Regions from separate parts of the Homo sapiens genome. Here region 2 is linked to region 1. The links are chromatin contacts, found by Hi-C in ENCODE. All regions are on one chromosome and are shown on one strand. Each heading gives the region's core, a stretch centred on a gene start or an enhancer-like site at or near the end of the contact. The rest is flanking DNA. Distances are from core to core; before and after follow the strand shown.

Evidence for each region. Hi-C counts contacts between places; a loop is a spot of excess contacts on that map. Pooled maps may share reads with other maps.
Region 2: a loop to region 1 is called in a map with no recorded cell type, with 10 times the contacts of the local background. The contact joins two enhancer-like sites. A Hi-C loop is called at or near these places in 3 of 37 single-sample maps with no recorded cell type and 3 of 50 pooled maps.

Annotation. Positions count from the first base shown.
Region 1 is chrX:46,712,418-46,715,117 of GRCh38, forward strand. The region is part of intron 1 of SLC9A7 (solute carrier family 9 member A7); the gene reads right to left. Among named protein-coding and RNA genes, the nearest start is that of SLC9A7, 45 kb to the right of the region's middle. RefSeq lists an enhancer at 1,728-1,827. Within about 2 kb of position 1,279, at least 3 of the 41 ENCODE cell types and tissues checked have a DNase peak (open chromatin) inside an H3K27ac peak, as active enhancers do.
Region 2 is chrX:48,938,495-48,941,194 of GRCh38, forward strand. All of the region lies in intron 2 of OTUD5 (OTU deubiquitinase 5), which reads right to left. Among named protein-coding and RNA genes, the nearest start is that of OTUD5, 18 kb to the right of the region's middle. RefSeq lists enhancers at 121-620, 631-680, 1,811-2,070 and cis regulatory regions at 1,635-2,700, 1,960-2,460. Within about 2 kb of position 1,262, at least 6 of the 41 ENCODE cell types and tissues checked have a DNase peak (open chromatin) inside an H3K27ac peak, as active enhancers do.

The sequences.
Region 1 (2,700 bases), core at 29-2,528:
TCCCACCTGAACTAACAGATCAAGAACTCACTCATTAGTGGCAGGGATGGCACCAAGCCATTTATGAGGGATCCACCCCCATTAATCAAAACACCTCCAACCAGGCCCACCTCCAACATGAGAGGTCACATTTCAACATGAGATTTGGAGGGGACAAATAATATCCAAACCATATCAGTTACTCACGTTGAAACATAAATTCATTCATGTTCACTGCTGTTCAGTTATACATTGTGCACTGAGTCTTGTATAAGGGCTCAGTGACAGATTTGCTTTAGAATTTAAGATAAAAATTCTAAATGCAGTGTATTAATATGCCACAGTTTATTAAACCATGTCCCTACTGCTAGACACCTGGGTCTTTTAAATTCACTACATTTACAAAATGTTTGAGTCACATCTGGGGAAATGTTAAATTAGTCAAATGCCAAATTAGGTATACTCAGGCTATTTTGTAAAGCCTTTAAGATGCTCTACACAGCAAGCCACTTAAAATAGAAAACGACAGTACTGAACTATAGCATACAAGGAGGAAGTAAATTTATGGTCCTCCTAGACTTTTTGTTATTGTAATCAAGCATTACATGGTGCTCTGAGTTTCTTGATAACTGAAACAAAAAGGAAGCATTGTGTGCTATTTAATTCTCATAATCTGATAAGAGGGAATAACCAGTTAAGAGAAATAAATGTTTGCTTAATCCTAAATTCTCAAAGCTGTCAGATGGCCCCTTATCCATGGGTCAATTAGCAAAAAAGGATAACATCTTTAACAACCAGTTATATAGAAAATGCACAAGGCAGGCTGGGCATGGTGGCTCATGCCTGTAATCCCAGCACTTTGGGAGCCTGAGGCGGGTGGATCATCTGAGCTCAGGAGTTCAAGACCAGCCTGGCCAACATGGTGAAACCCTGTCTCTACTAAAAATACAAAAAACTAGCTGGGCATGGTGGCGGGCGCCTGTAATCCCAGCTACTTGGGAGGCTGAGCCAGAAGAATCGCTTGAACCCGGGAGGTGGAGGTTGCAGTGGGCTGAGATCACACCATTGCACTCCAGCCTGGGCAACAAGAGTACAACTCCATCTCAAAAAAAATTAAAAAAAAAAGACAAAAGAAAAGAAAAGAAAATGCACAAGGCTTCTCCAGGAGAAATATTCTTGGGTGACCTTTAGCAAGCAGAGGACTTAACATTGAAAGTTTTTTCTGCGGAGGGTCAAGTTAGTGCCCTAGGTTCATGTCAACATGCAGGTCCTACCCAGAAGAGAATATCCATGAGGACTGGACCACTCCAGGAAAGCTGATCTCCTCCAGAACCCGGTGACTTCCCTGTGGTTCGGTACTTTCAGAGACCACACTATTAGTGACTCTAGTATTATTAGGGGATTTTCCTCTCCCTTCTTAATTAACTCAAGGTTTCAAAACGTTTTGGAGAAGTGAAAAGATACTAGTTATTTCTGTGGGTTTTTTTTTTTCGTGACTGTAAAACACCCAAATATAGTATCTTCCTTTTCATTTTTACTCACAGTTGGTAGTTATTTTTCCTAAACCACAGTTACAATACTCTACCTCAATATACTATACTCAATGTTTTCTGCTTCTTCCTACTACTCTAAGTAATGTGCCCCAAACAGAAAAAGTACATTTTAGTATGCTAATAGTTTCAAATCAGTCAGTGTAGTCTAAGAACTACTTACTGGGCACCCACTTTGTATTAGGGGTTTTACTTACAATATTATCTCTTAATTTTCACCACAACTTTATGAGGTAGGGATTATTAACACCACTTTACAGTTAAAAAAAAAAACTGGATCTTCAAGAGTAAGTAACTGCCCTAAGACCACATAGCTGGTAAACTGTAGAAGTAGGATTCCAACTTGCATACTTCCAATTCCAAAGCCAGAGTTCTTTCTGCTATTTCCTGATGTCTCCCAGATGACAAGTAAATTATGGATATTTGGCTCAGCTTTGTAAATAATATACATGCCTACTACGTTGAAGCCCCAAACCTCCCCTCAACACAGGATGCTCTATATAATCTGGCCATAATGAAGCCCCTCCCCAAATTTTATTTCCTACTGGACTCTACAAGGACCTCATCTCCACCCCAATCTAATTTGGCAGGTTTCACTATTGCCTCCATACTTATGGACAACACATATATTTTTTGAGATCCCCGACAAATATTTTTTGAGATCCCCGACAAATATTTTTTGAGATCCTACTATGTCCCAGGCACTGTTCTAGTGTTTGGAGATATATGTCAGTGAACGAAACAAATACAAATTCCTGCTTTTCTGGACTTCGTTATATTTCTAATAAGGGAAGAAACATAAGAAACAAAATAAGTAGATTACATGGTATGTTAGAATACGGTAGGTGCTATGGCTAAAAATAAGGCAGGGAAAGGGTTAAGGAGTGTAGTGTGGAGTAGAGGATTGTGAGTTTAGAAAGAACCAATAGAAATCCTGGAAAAGAAAAACATGACCTTAGCATTTTTATTTCATTTTCAAGTTCAACAGCAGACTAGACACAGTAAAGAGAGAACTGGCAAACTAGAAGATAAATTTGTTGAAAGAGATTCATTCATCAAGCAAATTAATACTTATTGAGCATGTACTATATATCAGACATTGCGCTAGATTAAATTATTCCATCTTGACAAAATTCCTTTCCACTTGGATTATGTTCCCAGGTTTAATTTC
Region 2 (2,700 bases), core at 12-2,511, 2.2 Mb after region 1:
CCAGCCGAGCCAACATGGTGAAACCCTATCTCTACTAAAAATACAAAAAATTAGCCAGGCAGGGTGGTGGATGCCTGTAATCCCAGCTATTTGGGAGGCTGAGGCAGAAAAATCGCTTGAACCCGGGAGGTGGAGGTTGCAATGAGCCAAGATCACACCACTGCACTACAGCCTAGGCAACAAGAGCGAAACTCTGTCTCAAAAAAAAAAAAAAGAATTCGTTTTTCTGACTTTCCTAGCTCCACCTCTGTCCTCCAGAAAGCCCTCCTCTTCCCAGAAGGCTGGCACACAGGGCTGGGGGCCAGGCTTGACTTCCCTGTGGAGGGGTCTGAGGTTGGGGGGATGACCTGCAGAGGTAGGGGAATTCAGAGAACTTGTTTTGATAGAAACTGAAACTCCTCCTCTTGCTGACGCTGCACTTGTGGGCAATCTGCACCTGTTCTCCCCTCCCAGAGGCCAGCTGGAAGGGGGTCCCCCACCATTCTACCTCTGTTCCCATCTCAAACAGGGCTCAGAAATCCTCAGTACAATACTACAATTGGTCCCACACCAAAGACTTTTCACACTCCAACTCATTCTATCCTTACCAAAACACTCTTACTTTACCCAGGAGACACAGAAATGTGGCAAAGCTTGCCTGGGATCACAGATTTAGGGGGAGTGAAGGGGAGGCCAGGCTCTCAAAGGGTAACTGCTGGCCCCAGCTGATATTACCACCTTCACCCCAATCCAGCCACCATCTTAGTCACCTTACTCCCTGGGGCAGGACCTGATCTTGTGTGCCTCAGTTTCCACACCAGCACAAGCAGGAATCAGCTAGAACCCAGGAAAGGCATGGGAGAGGGCAGAGATTATAGATATCAGGGGCTGCATCTCTCCCTAGGGCCACAGAGGCCAATATGAACCTTACCCTCCCCATACACACCCCACTTCTTTCCTTTTTCTGGACACACAGAGACACCAGTATAGAAATGCACATGTGTATACACATACAGCAGAGACTGCCAAAGATGCTCCCTGAGGCCAAATGCTCACCCAACAAATCCCACAACAGAGAACTATCACATTCAATGAGTAGATGCCCTTGCCACTTCAGGAAAGACTGAAGATGTGAGGCTCTATAAACTGAGGGACCCCCTACCCCACCAACCTCCTTCCTGGCCTCTGGCAGGGTAGGTGGAGGGCAGGGGAAATAACCAAGAGCTCTAACAGACTAGCCTCAACCTCTCTCCTCTGTTGCCCGGGGGAAGTCCTTATGTAACTAATGTAATGTAACCAATAATGTACCCAGATTTATGTTAAGAAGCAAGACATGAGAGCCTGGATTATCTTCCTATAGGGTCCTACCATTTGCTTTAGAGACATCTGAGAACTGCCTACTCCCCAGGTAGCTGCCTGCCTCCCAGAAGAGCCACAGCAAGTTCCGCTAAGGGCAAAAAAGGAAGCTAGGTGTCTACAGGGAACCTAAAAACAAACCACACTAACGTGTGTACACACAGCTGCAGAGGGAGACAGGGACCTGGTCTGCTCCCCACTACCCTCCTGGTCCAGTGGGAACCCTGGCCCCACTGAGAACCAATCTCCTGAGGAGATGAGCCAGGACAAAGGTCTCACTTGCCTGTCAAGCAGCTGTGGTGTGACCTGGTCTGTAGCCCCAACTACCCCAACTAGCATACCCTCAGTGGGAGAGACAGAACTCATCCCACTGGATAGTCTGGTTCCTGAGATGTGTGCTCCTCTGCTCAAGGATTCCCACTGCAAGGATGAGAAACCTGAAGGATACACGGGAGAGGCTGAAGGAAGCTGGTGTACAGGAAATGGCCCGTGGGAATCTTCTTTCTGTGGCCTGGTTCAACCTCAAATACCAATGTTCTGACACTGGTTGTATGACCTAGATAGGGTAGGGTCTTGGCTTTCTCTTGAGGCCTCAGTTTCCCCATTTATAAAACAATCAAAATTGATCTCAGATCCATCCCTCCTAGTGCTGATGTTCCAAGACCAAAAGGCCCAGAAGAGTGGGCCTAGCTAATGTTTCTGGGCCTCATCGTGGTAACATGCACAGCCCTTGCCACTCCCCCATGGCCCATGTAGAAACAACCATGTGGCCTTCACTCTGCCCACAGAAGCTAGCACCAGGACCCTGGTCAGGGTTAGAGGTTTCTGCTGAGTCAAAGCCACATGGAGGGAGGGAGCAAGGGAGAGATGCAGAGTCATGTTTCCAGGAGGAGGTTATCTGAGCATAACAGGGACAGGGTGGGCCACAGGATACCTCTGAGGCTCAGGTTCCCACCTCCACTCCACCCAAGCCTTCAATGATGCTCATGAATCCCCAATAAGAGGAGGTGGGAGAGAACTGAGCGCAAGCAATGGATATTGCTTAACTCAGGGGAACCAATGGCAGGCAGGCAGCTACCTGGGGAGTAGGCAATTCTCAGAAGTCTCTAAAGCAAATGGTAGGACCCTATAGGAAGATAATCCAGGGGAACAGAAGGCAGAAAGCCACCTGCCTCAAGACTCCCAACAACAGAGGGCCACGTGCTCCTACTTGGAGGAGGTAAGGTCCAGAGAAGTCAAGGAACACAGCCAAGGTCATCCAGCCAGTTGACAACCAAGCTAAGAAGCTAAGGATCCTAGGATCATAAAAAGAATGTGTCCTGGCCGGATGCGGTGGCTCATGCCTATAATCCCAACACTTTGGGA